Linked DNA regions of Homo sapiens: region 2 is linked to region 1. A link is a loop called in an ENCODE intact Hi-C map of the cell type or tissue named here. Cell type or tissue: Caco-2. All regions are shown on one strand. Links, peaks and the distances in the headings refer to the core of each region. The heading gives the core; the rest is flanking DNA.

Region 1 (8,340 bases), core at 105-8,104:
GCTGAGGAGAGCTGCAAGGGGAATAGCCCGCCAAGGTGCTTCGGTGTGTGGCCATTGCTGCCCTTCTGCCGCTGATGGGTCGGCGGCGGTGGCGGGACGTGCATCCAGGCGGGATCCAGCGGCAGCAGCAGAGAGAGCTCCACCCTGATGATGCAGAGGCCCAGCTTCCAGCTGACTGCAAGTCGCAGAGCAGGCTGCACCCGCGTCTGCGTGAGGTCTAGAGGGACTTGGCCTGCTCCGCAAATGATCCAACTTCGTGGAGGGGCTGGCGAACACAGACAATGCCAGTCTGGACGAGGAAGGGGCCAGCACTGCTTAGGCCTGTTTCCCAGGACGCGCATTACTGGGTGCGGAACTTTACCCCTCAGATGAAGAGTATTTAGGCCTGTTTCCCAGGAGGCGCATTACTGGGTGTGGAACTTTACCCTTCGGATGAAGACTCCAGAGTTGGGTATCTCCAAAGTGATAATCAAGTAAGTGCTTTGCATGGGGCTTGAGAAAACATCTTACTGTTTAAGAACAGAACGTCTTACTGTCTAAGAACATGAATAGAAGGAGATGCCTTCAGTATTGAGTGTTATTTTTGAGAAGTTGGTCAAAGAAGGGGAGAAGATGGTGGATTAATAGATGATGGTGAAAATTATTTTGTAACTCATAGAAGGACAGATGTTTATGTAAAAGTTGATAGTTTTGGTGGAATCATGAGCATGTTTCTGAACTTAATGTAAAATACACAGAGACTCCTGAAATCACTTAAATTACACGGGTCTTGTGGTGTTTGGAAAGAGCAAACTTTAGAAGTGTAATTGTAAAAATAATATCAAACAGAAACAGGGAAGAGAAAAACGTAAAGACAGCTTTCTCAAATCGCTGTTATTCTTGAATCATCTGAAAGCAGTGCACATGACTGGCACTAATATGCATCGGAGAGTAAATCATTGCACAAGGAGACTTGATCTTCTTTTCATTGTAGAATCTGGAGGAAAAAAGCTGTTAAAAGCAAGAGGTGGTAGAGAATAGTATTGTCGAAAGTTTCTGACATCACTGGAGATAGAGAATTTTCCCTGGAAAAAAGTGCTCCTTAGGGAGGAGCATCTGCACATTCCATTAGCATAAAGCACCTGGTCGGCCATATGAAGAAGTCTGGATTTTGTTATAAATATGAAATTTATTTTAAATGGAGGATTTGTAGCAAGGAGTAATATAACCTGACATATTTTTAAAAATCTCTCTGGCAGCTGCGTGGGGGACAAACTCTAGGAGGACAATAGGAGGTGTGGAAGGGAGAAGATGGCTAAGAGTATATCCCAGGATTGCAAAGATGTCGGAGCCCAGCCTCAGACGGTAATGGTGGAGGTGTTAGAAAATGCTGAATTCCACATTTATTTTGAAGGGCGAGCCCATGGAATTGGCTTGTGAATGGGGTTTTCCATAAATAAGAGAAAAAGAGAGCTCAATATGATTCTTGGGCTTTTGACTTGAGCAACTAGAAAGATAAAGTCTGCATTAAGTGATATGGGGAAGTCTGAGGAAGGAGATGCTGTGTGTGCCAGGAGTGATGAGTGTGTCAGTAATTCTACTTTTGATATATTGACTTGGAGATACTAATCCACTCCAACTGAAAAATAAGGAGAGAAGTGGACACTCAACACATGCGGGTGAATGCCCAGAGAGCCTTAAGAAGGGGCAAGAGGCTGAACTTGGGAGAGAAGAGCATAGATCAAAATAAAAGACACACAAAAGGAGAAAGAGAGGGAAACTAGGACTTATGATGGTAATGTTGGCCATTAACTGAGAATTATTTTATTTTATTTTATTTTGTTTTTTGAGACAGAGTCTTGTTTTATTGCCCAGGCTGGAGTGCAGTGTTACAATCTCAGTTCACTGTAAGCTCAACCTCCTGGGTTTAGGTGATTCTCATGCCTCAGCCTCCTGAGCAGCTGGTATTACAAGTGCCTGTCACCACGCCCGGATACTTTTTGTATTTTTAATAGAGATGGAGTTTCACCATGTTGGCAAGTCTGGGGTCGAACTCCTGACCTCAGGTGCTCTGCTTGCCTCAGCCTTCCAATGTGCTGTGGTTACAGATATGAGCCACTGCACCAGGCCTGAGAAATATAATTAAAGTACAGGGAAAATTAAAAGGGAGAAGAAAGTTCACAGAGAGAGATCATGGCAAATGATAAATACAAAATCCTGCCTTGTTTCCCAGATTCCCTGTGTCTTAGGTGCCCTGTATTTTACCTCCCCTTGAACCACTCTTGTCCCTTTGTAATGGTACTCCAAGCAGCACTGCTGTACACCAATTCCAGAGCTTCCCTGCTCCTTGAGCCTAGGAATAGCTATGCTTCTAATTCCTCTTCATTTGCTCATCATTGGAGTAACAGCTGAACCACACAATTGGAATAAGTAACCTGACGTCATTTTTAGTACCAATCTTCCATTTCTTCCTTAAGTATAAAAGTGACCCTCACAGAGAAACTAACTACCTAGAGCTATAGGTCCAGAGTAGAGCTCTAGCTTTGATTTTCCTTTTGCAGCTATGGTCTGAGAGCTTGGATGCAATCCACTGCAATTTGATATCAGTGACAGGGTAGGGATGCTCAGGGAATCTGTTGAGCCACCAAGGAAGCCTCACTTTCAGCTAATGCTTACATGGGGCTGTGGAAGTTGTCCAGCATCCCTGAGGACAGAGTGTTTGCCCTGAAAAAGAACATTCCCTTGGCAGAAAGCATCTTGTTGGCTGGATTTTATTATAAATGTGATGAGAATACTTTTGGCCAAGTAACTGGTCGTTGGGTCATTTTGTGGTAGTCAAACCCACAAAGAAGAAAAGCCCTCACATGGTCGGGTGAGGTGGGAATGGATCAAGCACTAAGGCCAGGTCTGGTGAAGTTAGGGAGTAAGGCCAGTGTTTATGGAAAGGGATTCCTTCATGAACCCCTAAAAGATGCTTCTAAACTCTAACAGTAGGCTGATGTCTGTATTTAGAGTTGCAAACAACATGTTCTGGGAATACAGAGGAAGGCACCACTGCCTCTACCTTGGGAGTATATCACAGAGAATGAGATTTATATTTGGACTTGATGGATGAGAGATGAGTAGGAGTTTGACAGAAGAAAAGAGTGGAACTGTCTGGATGTACAATGGCAGAAGTGGCAGGAAGGACTGAGGAGAATTGGCTTCTGGGGATGTGTCAGACATAAGGGCCTGGGCACCACATAATGGAGCTTGCAATGGGGTATGTGAAAGCTTAGATGAGATGGTTTTTTTCCTGTCCTCCTGTGGGTTCATAGTGGGCTCACCTCACTCACTCCTGCTAACAACCTGCCCCTATTGATAGATAGCTGAAATGGGGTCTCTAAGCCTCCAGCAACAGCTTAGGAGCCAGCCTTGAAGTACTGGCAGCTAACACTTCCCATATAGACCCCGTAGTCCATCCTATCTTAGGAAGACAATGCACTCATGGGGATGGTAACATCCACCTCCAGACTCCAGAGGCTCCAAGGAGCCTCTCTCTCTCTTCAAGTAAAGAAATATTCACTGAGCTGTGTGTAGAGGTTTACATGGTTTGGGACCAACATGTGGCTGGGTGACTTCACTTCCATCCTCATACAGTGGTACTCGGAGATGAATGGGGGGTAGAGTGATCAAGATTTAGTTCAATGTCTACCTCCAGTGGGGCAGTGCTTGGTAGTTGACTCATTTTGGTCTCTTTTGATGTTCACAGTCACCCATTGAGGTAGGTGTGACTGTTGATCCCATTTCACAGATTAGGACAGGATAATTTGCTAGAGGTCACAGGACTAGTTGGGGGAGGGAAAGGCTGTCAGGTAGGATTTTAACCTTAGAGCTTCACGTTTTCTTAGGATCTTGCAGGGAGACCTTGAGCAAATTCCTTTCCCTCTTGGTGGGGGTGGGGGAAGTCTCCATTCCCTAAGTATAAATTAAAGAGATCTGCCAGTTTGTGATTCTCTTTACTTTAAAGTTCAACCGTATCACTTGGATAGGTGTTTTGTTTGTTTGTTTGTTTGTTTTAATGGGGATTCTGGGAACCCAAATATATTTAAGTTCAATAGGTCTGGGGTGAGGCCCAGTAATCTGCAGCTTTTAACAAATCCGGACATCAACATAACTACCTGAGAAACTCAAGCAAAATGTATGATGCATGAAAATCTTATTGTGAGCTGGTCAAAACACATATCGCTGAGCTCCATCGGTAGAGATCCTGTTTTGATACCTTTGGTTGGACTGTGGCTCGGTAATTTGCATTTCTTAGAAGTGAGTCCGTTCAGCTGGTCAACCGCCCCGCCTGTCTCTCTGTGACCCTCCCAGGGCGTCAGCGGTGCTTTTTTACTTGCATCTTGTGGGAAAAGGATCCGCGCAGGCAGCCCCCTTTTAGCACCGTCCTGAGTACACAAGCCAAGCGCTTAAATACCTCACTCAGCCCTGGATTTGCAGTTACTCAGGGCAGGCGAAGGCGCGTTTCCGCGTTTGGTATATTCCCGCGTGCTGCCAGCTGATGGCGCCAGAGAACTAACCTACTGGAATAGGGAGGAGAAAAGAAGCAGGGAAGAAAAGCGGGAGGTGAAGATTAAGGCCAATGGTAGCTTCCGTTCTTGGACTCGAAGATTCCCTTAATGGGTTGACATCAATGAAAGCCAATGGTAGCTTCCATGAAAGCCAAAGCTGACCACCCCCCCAAGCTTCCCATTCTCTTAGGAGGCTGCATTTTGGGTGCTAAATGGAGGGATGGGCGTGGGAGATGCTGGGACATGTGTTGGCTGAAGATACACCTGTTAGTCCAAGGTTGCTTCGGCTCATAGTGGCTCAACCCTCTTTGTCAATTAACCTTCTCAGTTAACTAAGGCTGCCTCACCTGTCTTTAGGCAAACCTACCCCCCGTCACGCTGGGTTTTTAGAGTTTTTAAAAGCGTCACGGTGTAAGGCCAGCGTTGCTTTTCGTATTCTTAGCGGGTATTTCTGGTGCTGACAGCGGGGAGCTGCCGGGCGGGAGTAGGAGTGGAGAGAGAATAGGGAGAGAGATAACAGGTGTGAAGCGTCTCTCAATGCCAGGCATCCTGCTTTCGCACCTTCCATAGGTTTTTTCGCAATCGTCTTTCTATTTAATCATTTTCTGTTTCATAGATTAGGAAACCTCAACTAAGTTGCCCAAGGACAGCCCTTGAATAATTTTATCTTCTGTCAGACACCAAAGCCTAAGGTCTCTTATTTTGCAGAGGCTGCTTTGTCAGGATTTCAATGCATGCATGTCCTGCGAATCACTGCTCCTCACTCACTGATCCATCCTGCTGTCCACGCGTTCATTCACTCATTCATTTCTTAGGGGTCATCTACAAGGCATGGGGCTAGTTGCAACTAAAAATACAAAAGAAAAGGGACTCTGCTGTAAAGCAGAGGAGGTTTTTTTAAATGATTTACACAGAATTCCGGTGCTCCGCATGGTTTCGATCTCCCCCCACCCCCCAAAATACTACTGATACCTATTTTGTTCCACACAATTCGATGGACTCTGAAAATACAGAGAGGGGTGAAATCTATCCTTGCCTTTCAGGAGCTTATTGCCGTACGCAAGAGTAATCTCTGAGCTTTAATTTTACATACCAAATTTTTAACAAATTGAGCATCAACTATATATGTATGTGTGTGTATATATATATATTCTGTTGTAATTAACATGTTAAATAAATATTAGGCACACTTAATTTCTTATTTTTTAGATGAAGATGAATCTAAATGCTGGTTCAAGTATGTCCTTTGTTCACCCTAGTGGACCATCTTGGGTGATTCCTGGAGTGCTTTCTCAGACTGCAACCCTAACCCGCTGGTATGTGCTTGGCTCTGTTCCTTCTTTCTGCAGCTGTCTGTCAAATGCCAGTCTTTTGTGGAGGCCCGTCCTAACCCCTTCCTGTTTCCTCTCCTTTTTGTCTGCTCGTATCTGAGGCCTCTTTTCCTATTTATTTGTTGTTCTTTCTCCCTCCATCATCTTCTGTCGTCAAATCATGTGTTGTTTTTCATATACTACACCTGAGTTTATAGGAAATATGTTTACTGTTTTTGTTTTTTTAATTTTTGGTTTAGTTTCTGCCTCCCTGCTCCAGAATGTAAGCTTCAAGAGGGGCAGTGAGGAGTTCTTAACACCCCACACTGACTGAGAAACGGTTGGGAGTGGAGGGAGACAGCTTTGCCCTGTACATCCTGAAATCCCCTGAGGTGGGGGTGGGAGTGGAGGGAAGATCAGGGAATGTCCATTCATTTTATGAACTTGAAGTTGGGTTGAACCCTATTATATCCTGTGATGTTGGTTGTTAATCTCAACCTGAAGCCCTCATCGCTAGTCATCCACTTCTTATTAGCTTTGTGACCTTGAATGAAGGTTCAAGGTTACCTTCTTTCTTTGCACCTCAGTTTCCTTATGTATAAAATGGAAAAAATTAAATTTGGTCATCCTAAAATGTGGATTCATAGGGCATCAGTCCCCTGAGTGTAAAAGAAAAAATATTTGCGTATTTATAAGGCTGCAGAAATTATATTCTTCTGAGGGTCAAATAAATATATTTGTGGTTTTGAAAGTCTTCACATATTATATCAGTAGCATATTTACATCCAGGAAATATTGGAGAAAGAATTTTATTTTATTTTTTTTAAGATGGAGTCTTGCACTGTCGCCCAGGTTGAAGTGCAGTGGCGCGATCTCGGCTCACTGCAAGCTCCACCTCCCAGGTTCACGCCATTCTCCTGCCTGAGCCTCCGGAGTAACTGGGACTACAGGCATCCCACAACGCCCGGCTAATTTTTTGTATTTTTAGTAGAGGCGGGGTTTCCCAGTGTTAGCCAGGATGGTCTCGATCTCCTGACCTTCGTGATCTGCCCGCCTCGGTCTCCGAAAGTGCTGGGATTACAGGCGTCAGTCACTGCACCCGGCCTAGAGAAAGAATTTTAACTAATCAAATAGGAACAGAGATCTCAGATAAGAGCAGATAAAAAAAAAAAAAAGAGGAAACAATAGTGAGTTAAAAACAATCTGGCCAATTTTATGTAGAAAGTTAACTCTAAATGGACAATGTTAGGCTCTCCAGGAAGTGTAATAAAAGCTTTAAAGAAGGGTTCTTTAAATAGAAGAGACACACTGCAAGGGAAATTCTGACCATCTGGAACTAAAACAGCCAGAGATTGGTCTCAGGGGGATGAATGGTAGAAGAATAAAAACATTTGTCTCACTTAGCACACTCATCTGGATGTGAGGAGGCAGCAGAACAGGGAAATGAATCTATTGGAAGATGTCGTCTTATTGGGGTACAGGAGAAAATGGAGAATAACTGGTACTTTATTTTATATAATAGTAAAGAAATTTGTGTTCAATTATGAGCATTAGAAACAAATACTAGTGATTGAATAAAAATTACTAAGGGAATATTATGGATAATTAAGTTAATAAGAGAACTTGATGGATAAGTGAATTAATAAGACTCCATAGTGGAGGCAATTTCCTCTTTTAAAAAGCAGTATCTCTTGAATATATACAGGATATCCTTTTCAAAAGAAAAAAATGTATATGGGGAAACAATTTTCACTCATTTTCTAGGCAATCAATACTTTTCCAGGGATAATCTATGGCTATACAAGAATAATAATTCCTTTTCAATATATTTTCCAAGCAACTAAAAAGTTCAGTGTTTGTAACTGTAATAAGAAGAGTGCTGATCTAGCATGAAATGAAAAGTTTTACCTTAGATATATGTTTCATAAATAGTTTTTATGAAGTCAGGGAATATGCTTACAAAGGGATTACCAAGGCCCTATAACACATGAGTTTGGGGGCACAGGGAGATCAAGATTTAGAATAAAGTTAGGTGAGATCTAGGGCCAAAGGATAGCAGGAGGATGTGTGTGTGTGTGCATTTATGTGTGTGTGTGCGTCCGTGTGTGTGTTGGTTGGGGCAGGTGGGAAGCCTTTGGAGATGGCTGCTAGTGGGGTGCTGTGATCTCTAGGCCTTGGTAGGTCCTTGTGAAGACACACAGTTCTAAAAGGTTGGCACCCTTATAGGTTTTTAAATATTTTTGTTATCCACAGGGGTGACCTTGGACATCATTACAAAAATATAAAAATTTCACCCCTGGGCATGCAGGTTACCCTTCTCATGGTGGCATGGCAAGGCTTGATTTATAAGAGTTTCTTTTGGACTGTCCCCAATTTTTTCCTTTAAAAATGGGAGCTCCTTCAGGGTGAGGAAGGAAGGAGGAAATCATCCCTTCTAACCTACTTTCTCTTCTTCATTCCAAGGACTCTAGAAAGGCACAGCAGGTTTGGTTTTGAAA
Region 2 (8,340 bases), core at 131-8,130, 50 kb after region 1:
TCTCATTAGAGTTTATGCAGCTGGTTATTTTAAGTTGAAGCCAATGCTCACTTACCATTCCAAAAATCCTGGGGTCCTTAAGAATTATGCTAAATAGAGTTTGCCTATTCTCTACAAATGGAAGAACAAAACCTAGATTGCAGCACCATCTATTTACAGCGTGGTTTACTGAATATTTTAAGCCTACAATTGAGACCTAATGCTCACGAAAAATATATTCTTATAAAAATATTACTGCTCATTGAAAAAGCACCTATTCATTCAAGAGCTCTGATGGAGATGTACAAGGACATTAATTTTTTTTCATGCTTGCTAACATACATCCATTCTGCAGCTCATAGATCAAGGAGTAATTTCAACTTTACAAGTCTTATTATTTATCATTCTCTAAGGCTATAGCTGCAATACATTGTGATTTCTCTGATGGATCAGGGCAAAGTAAATTGAAAATCTCTTGGAAGGATTTTCCATTCCATATGCCATTTAAAACATTCATGATCCATGGGAGGAGATCAAGCTATCAACATCAACAGGAATTTGGAAGAAGGTGATTCCAATCCTTGCAGATAACTTTGAAGTGTTCAAGATTTAAATGGAGGAAGTAACTGCAGATGTGGTGGAAATAACAAGAGAACTAAAATTAGAAGTAGAGCCTGAAGTTCTGACTGAATTGCTACAATCTCATGATAAAACCTGAATGGATAAGAAATTGCTTCTTATGGATGAGCAAAGAAAGTGACCTCTTAAAATAGAAACTACTCGTGGTGAAGATTTTGTGAACATTGCTGAAATGATAACAAAGGATTTCTAATGTTATGTAAATCTATTTGATAAAGCTGTAGCGAGGGTTGAAAGGGTTGATTCCAATTTTGAATGAAGTTTTACTGTGGGTAAAATGCTACCAAATAGCATTTTGATTTCAGACAAATCTTTTCTGAAAGGAAGAGTTAATCAATGCAACAAGCTTATTTGTTGTCTTATTTTTAGAAATTGCCTTAGCTACCTTAATCTTCAGGAAGTCCCACCCTGGTCAGCAGCCATCAACACTAAAATAAGACCTTGCACCAGCAAAAAAGATTGCAACTCTTTGAAAGCTCAGATTATCCTTAGCATTTTTAGCAGTAAATTATTTTAAAATTACTATAGGTACTTTTTAAAGACATAATGCAATTGGACACCTAATAGACTACAGTATAGAGTGAACATAACTTTTATATGCACTGGGAAACCATAAACTTCGTGTGACTTGCTTTACTGGAATACCCACTTTATTGCAGTGGTCTGGAACTAAACCCTCCATATCTCTGAGGCAGGCATGTATGTTAAACAGATATCTGCACTTCTATGTACATTGTAGAATTATTCACAATAGCCAAGACATAGAGTCAACCTAAGTGTCTATCAACAGATTAATGAACATTAAAAATGTGGTATATATGCACAATAGAATACTAATCAGCTTTTAAAAAGAAGGAAATTCGGTCATTTGAAACCACATAGATGAACTTGGAGTACATTATGTTAAGTAAAATAAACCAGGCACAGAAAGACAAATATCACATTATCTACCTTATATGTGAAATCTGAAAAAGTTAAATTCATAGAAGCAGAGAGTATAATGGTGGTTACCAGACATTGGAGGAGGTGGTAGGGACTGGGGAGATGGTCACAGGATACAAAATTTCAGTTAGATAGTAGGAGCAGTCCAATAAATCTATTGTGCAGCATGGTGACTATACTTAAATATACTATTTTATGAAAATTGTTATTAGAATACATTTTAAGTGTTCTCACCAAAACCTTAAAAGTATATGATAGTGCATATATTAATTAGCTCTATTGTGCCATTTTACAATGTATACATACTTTAAAACATCATGTTGTACTCAATAAATATATACAATTTTCATTTGTAAATAAATAGTTAATAATTAGAAAACGTATTCACTACGAAAAAAATATAAGGACATAGATTTGTTTCAGAGTCCCAATTTTGAAAACCAAAAATTAAATATTCATTTCTTTTTCTCCTGGCCGTGATTTTCTAAAAGGTGTCAGAGCCCACCCAAACATATGATACTTCCAGTTGATACTACAGTCGTCCCTCAGTATCCTGGAGGAATTGGTTCCAGGACCCCCAGTGATACTAAAATCCACTCATGCTCAAGTTCTGCAATTGGCTCTGTGGAACCTGCAGATAGGAAAAGTCAGCCTTCTGTGTACACAGGTTTTGAATCCTGCAAATACTTTATTTTTGATCTGTATTTGGTTGCAGATGTGGAACCTACCAATATGGAGGATTGACTGTTTTTATTGAAAAAGATCCAACCATAAGTGGACCCATGCAGTTCACACCTATGTTGTTCAAGGGTCAATTGTGTTTGTCAGGATATTTAATAATTATAAATATTCGTATTGCCCCAAATCCTTCAAACAATCTTGGGGTCAGTATAATTGTCTATACTTTATAGATAAAGGAAACGTTACTTAGATGAATTCATCTAAAGTCACACAGGTGATTAAATGGCAGTGGTAAAACTATGTTTGAATAAATGACTAAATGATTCTTGATTACACGTGCAAATCAAAGAAACACCAAATAAATGAATACCAAATATATTGCTATGATATAGAGATACTTTACTCATTAGCATTGTTGGTTACAAGCACTTCACTGGCTGACTTAGGCAAAAAAGAATTCATTATTGAGGAAAGACCTTAGCACTCAGCTTGGGAACAGAGAGCAACTCTTAAGGACCATATTGTGTTCCCTCAAAATTCACATGTTGAAGGCTTAACCCCCAATGTGACTGTATTTGGAGACAGAGCCTTTAGGGAAGTAGTTAACGATTAAAGAGACTTCTAGATCAACAAGGAAACTGGCAGATAATATGGTCTCAAATAGCTGATGGCAATTAGAAGAAGAATATTTGTCTGTACATCTCACTTGAGAGCTCTTGGCAAAGGTTCTGTGGCCTTAATCCTGGATCGGCTATTTTCATTTCATGTAATTTTGAGCAAGCTATTTACCCTATCTCTATCTCAATTTCCTGCTCCATAAAATGTGGATAATAGTAATGATTACCTCATAGAGTTGTTGTGAGGACCAAATGAAACAATATACTAAGAAGTTTGAATGTACCTGGCATATTGTTAATTTCTCAATAAATGTAGGTCATTGTTATTCAAAACGTATAGTCAGGCAATTTGGAAACATCACTGAATTTCTGTTAGTTACATTCTCAGTGTCCTTTAATTGAATGTCCATAGCAGCTTTAAAAGACTTTCCTGGTAATAGCAAATTCTTCTTCCTGAAGCATGAGGAAAAACTGGAGATGGGGTTGGGTATCTAATAGCCCCTACTGCAGAATTTTTATTGAGACTCATACGATCTCATGGAAAGAGGGTTAAGGGAACTGAGTTTAGAAGGAGTGAGCCTATGAAAGTTCTGCCAGAAGTAAACACATTCATAAATATAGTCATTTGGTTTCACAGTCATGAAAATATCTTAATGAAGACTTTAAGCAAATTATCATCTACCAATTTACATATTATTTCCATTCAAAGAATTAAAATTATTGATGCTTCTAGTGGATCAATCCAGAAACTCAGATGCCAGCCTTCTCACTCTTTCTCAATCAATGACCAAATTCTGCAAACTCTACCTTTGAATTATCTCAAATCTATGGATCTCTTCTCGTCTCAGTAGGCTATCATGCTAGCTCAGGTGGCAATCATCCCTTGTGTGTATCCCACTAACAGACATCTTCCTCCCAACCATGTTTTTCCAGTCCTAACTTTCCAGTGGCTTGCCATCTCCCCTGTGATGATTTAGAAACTCTTTAACATTACTTATGAATCTTTTCCCACATGTCACCCACCTATTTCTGTAGTTCTACAGAAGTGAGGAAGATACACCCAGGAACCATATAATAGTAATCATGTCTCTCAGATGTCTGGAGTTTCTGGCAGTGTCCAAATATTATGTAATACAATTCTTTGGAAGAAGGCCAACTCAATTGTCTATCTTTTTTGTTTTTTTAATTCTTTTTAATATTTAATTTTTGTGGGTACAGAGTATGTGCATATACTGATGCAAAAATCCTCAACAAAATACTAGCAAACCAAATTCAACAATAACATTAGAAAGATTATTCATCATGACCAACTGGGATGTATCCCTAGGATGCAAGGATAGTTCAAAATATGCAAATCAACCAGTGCGATACACCATATCAACAGAATGAAAGATAAAATCCATATAATCATCTCAATGGATGCTAAAAAGGGTAGTGGCCAGCCCCACAGGGTCTGTGCGTTTTTCTCCACATGTGCAGAGATGAGAGATCATAGAAATAAAGACACAAGACAAAGAGATAAAAGAAAAGACAACTGGGCCCGGGGGACCACTACCACCAAGATGCGGAGACCAGTAGTGGCCCCGAATGCCTGGCTGCACTGTTATTTATTGGATACAAGGCAAAAGGGGCAGGGTAAAGAGTGTGAGTCATCTCCAATGATTGATAAGGTCACGTGAGTCACGTGTCCACCAGACAGGGGGCCCTTCCCTGTTTGGCAGCCAAGGCAGAGAGAGTACAGCTTATGCCATTATTTATTCTATGCTCTTTTCAGAAAGATCAAAGACTTTAATACTTTCACTAATTTTGCTACTGCTATCTAGAGGGCAGAGCCAGGTGCCCAGAGTAGAACATGAAAGTGAAACAGGAGCATGACCGCTGAAGCACAGCATCACAGGGAGATGGTTAGGCCTCCAGATAACTGTGGGTGGGCCTGACTGATGTCAGGCCCTCCACAAGAGTGGTGGAGCAGAGTCTTCTCTAAACTCCCCTGGGGAAAGGGAGACTCCCTTTCCTGGTCTGCTAAGTAGCAGGTGCTTTTCCTTGGCACTGATGCTACCGCTAGACCATGTCCACTTGGTAATGGGCATCTTCCCAGATGCTGGCATTACTGCTAGACCAAGGAGCCATCTAGTGGCCCTGTCTGGGCATGACAGAGGGCTCACACTCTCGTCTTCTGGTCACTTCTCACCATGCCCCTTCAGCTCCTATCTCTGTATGGCCTGGTTTTTCCTGGGTTATGATTGTAGAGTGAAGATTATTATAATATTGGAATAAAGAGTAATTGCTACAAATTAATGATTAATGATATTCATATATAATCATATCTATGATCTATATCTAGTATAACTCTTGTTATTTTATATATTTATCACACTGGAACAGCTCGTGCCCTCGGTCTCTTGCCTCAGGTGGCTTACCGCCCACAAAAAAGCATTTGATAAGATTCAACATCCCTTCATAATAAAACCTCTGAACAAACTGGGAATAGAAGAAACATGCCTCAACAGGTTAAAAGCTATATATGACAGACCTACAGCTAGTATCACACTGAATGGGGAAAAGCTGAAAGCCTTTTTTCCAATAGCTGGAACACAACAAAGATGCCCACTTTTACCAGGGTTTGCTAGTATTTTGATGAGGATTTTTGCATCAATATTCATCAGAAATATTGGACTGTAGTTTTCTGTGTTTTGATGTGTCTTCGGTTTTGGTATCAGGATAATATTTGCCTCATAGAATGAGTTTGGAAGTATTCCCTTCTCTATTTTTTTCACTTTTCCTGTTTTTCTATTGGAATTGTTTATCTTTTTTTAATTATACTTTAAGTTCTGGGATACATGTGCTGAACGTGCAGCTTTGTTCCATAGGTATAAGCGAGCTATGGTAGTTTGCTGCACCCATCAACCTGTCATCTACATTAGGTATTTCTCCTAATACTATCCCTCTCCCAGGCCCCCACCTACCAGCAGGCTCCAGTGTATGATGTTCCCCTCCCTTTGTCCATGTGTTCTCATTGTTCAACTCCCACTTATAAGTGAGAACATGCGGTGTTTGGTTTTCTGTTCTTGTGTTAGTTTGCTGCCTTCTCCTGCATTTTTCAGAACAGTTTGAGTAGGATTGATATTCTTCTTTAAATGTTTGGTAGAATTCAGCAGTGAAGCTGTCAGATCCTGGGCTTTTCTTTACTGAGAGACTTTAGTATAGCTTCAGTCTTGTGTCTTGCTATTGGTCTGTTCAGGTTTTGGATTTTGACCTCGTTCAATCTTGGTGGATCATATGTGTCTAGAAATTTGTCATTTTTTTTAGGTTTTCCAATTTATTGATATATAGGCCAGGTGTGGTGGCTCATGCCTGTAATCCTAGCACTTTGGGAGGCCAAGGTAGGTGGATTGCTTGAGCTCAGGTGTTTCTATTTAGGATAAAAGTAGTTTATACACCACAGTTAACAGCGTTATAATATTCTGTCTGTTCGTGTGTACTTATTATTACCTGTGAGTTTTAAAACTTCTGGTGATTATTTATTGCTCACTAATGTTCCTTTCTTTCTCAATGTTCTGTTCTTTCTTTAGCATTTCTTGTAGGAAAGGTCTGATATTGATGAAATCCCTCAGCTCTTGTCTGGGAAAGTATTCTTCCTTCATTTTTGAAGAATATTTTTGTGAGATAATATTCTAGGGTAAAAGGTATTTTTCCTTCAGCACTTTAAGTGTGTCATGCCACTGTCTCCTAGGTTTCCACTGAAAAATCTGCTGTCAGATGTATTGTATCTCCATTGTATGTTATTTATTTCTTTTCTCTTGCTGCTTTTATGTTTCTTTCTCCTTGACCTTTGGGAGTTTGATTTTAAATGCCTTGAGATAGTCTTTGGGTTAAATCTGCTTGGTGTTCTACAACTTTCCTGTACTCAGATACTGATATCTTTCTCTGGTATGGGGAAGTTCTCTGTTATTATTTCTTTAAATAAACTTTCTACCCCATCTCCATCTCTACCTTCTCTTTAAGGCCAATAATTCTTAGATTTGCCCTTTCAAGGCTATTTTCTATAACCTGTAGATGTGTTTTGTTGTTTTTTAATTTTTTTATTTTGTATCTTTTGAAAGCGCATTTTTAAATAGCCTGTCTTCAAGCTCACTAATTCTTTTTTCTGCTTTGTTAATTCTGCGAATAAAGGTCCCTGATAGATTCTTCAGTATGACAATTGCATTTTTCAGCTCCAGAATTTCTGATTCTTTTTAACTATTTCAATCTGTCTGTTAAATGTATCTGATAGAATTCTGCATTTCTTCTCTGTGTTATCTTAAGTTTCTTTGAGTTTCCTCAACACAGGTATTCTGAATTCTCTCTCTGAAGGGTCACATATCTCCATTTCTCCAGGATTGGTCCCAGGTGTCTTATTAAGTTGATTTGGTGAGGTCCCATTCTTCTCAATGCTGTAGATGCTAGTAGATGTTCTTCAGTGTCTGAGCACTGAAGAGTTAGGTGTTTGCTCTAGTCTTCACTGTCTGGGCTTATTTGTAGCCATCCTTGTTGGAAAGGCTTTCCAGATATTTGAAAAGATGTAGGTATCATGATTTAAGCTGTCTCTACTTCAGAGAGCATCCCAAGCCCAGTAATACTGTGGTTTTTGAAGACTCATAAAGGTACCGCCTCAATAGTCTTGGAGAAGATATGGGAGAATTCTCTGGATTACCAGGCAGAGACTGTTCTGTTTTCTTCCCTTACTTTCTCAAAAAAAAAAAAAAAAAAAAAAAGCCTCTCTCTCTGTTCTGAGCCAACTAAAATTGGGGGTGGAGTGACATAAGCACTCCTGTGGCCACCGCCATTATGACTGTGCTAGATCAGGCCTGAGGTCCGCACAGCACTGCATCTTGACCAAGGCCTGCTGTAATCACTCCTTGGCTACTGCCTATGTTCACTTAAGGCTCTGGAACTCTACAATCAGAAGGTAGCAAAGCCAGCAAGGCCTGTGTGCTTCCCATCAGGGCAGTGAGATTCCTCAGGCCCTGAGATACAGATGTGCTGTCCAGAAGTCAAGGACTAGAGTCAAAAACATTAGAGGGCTACCTGGTGTTCTATTATATTGCAGTTGAGCTGAGGTTCAAACCACAAGATGAAGTTCTTCCCACTTTTGCCTTTTCTTTCCAAAGACAGAGGAGTCTCACCACATAGTCACCCCTACCCACTGGTTGCCAGACTACCAACCAGTGTTCTCTTAAGGCCTAAGGGCTCTTAAATCAGCTTGTAGTAAAGTCTACCTGGCCTGGGACTCACCTTTCCGGGCAGTGGGCTTCCTTCTGGCCCAGGGAAGGTCCAGAAATGCTGTTCAAGAGCTAAGTCCTGCAATTGGGGATGTCAAGAGCCCACTTGCTGCTCTACCATGCTGTGGCTGTGCTGGCACCTAAGGTGCAAAACAAAGTCTCTTTACTTCTCCTTCCACATTTCTGAAGCAGAAGGAATCTTGCCCCAGAGCTGCCACAGC

The links. A loop is a pair of places that touch in the nucleus more often than their neighbours do. Peaks named below come from ENCODE experiments on the same cell type or tissue, not always from the same donor. Only the 100,000 strongest peaks of a DNase experiment are listed, where the experiment ranks them.
Region 2: a loop joins it to region 1, with 18 times the contacts of the local background. A loop is called at or near these places in 4 of 110 quality-filtered maps.

Annotation. Positions count from the first base shown.
Region 1 is chr11:58,897,160-58,905,499 of GRCh38, reverse strand. It overlaps a transcript of GLYATL2 not described here and a transcript of GLYATL1 not described here. Among named protein-coding and RNA genes, the nearest start is that of GLYATL1, 38 kb to the left of the region's middle. RefSeq lists an enhancer at 1-116. In Caco-2, for the core only: a CTCF peak has its summit at 4,513 (motif pointing right); a DNase peak (open chromatin) is centred at 4,489.
Region 2 is chr11:58,847,270-58,855,609 of GRCh38, reverse strand. It overlaps a transcript of GLYATL2 not described here. Among named protein-coding and RNA genes, the nearest start is that of GLYATL2, 6.7 kb to the right of the region's middle. In Caco-2, for the core only: no CTCF peak of the experiment used is centred there; a DNase peak (open chromatin) is centred at 4,979.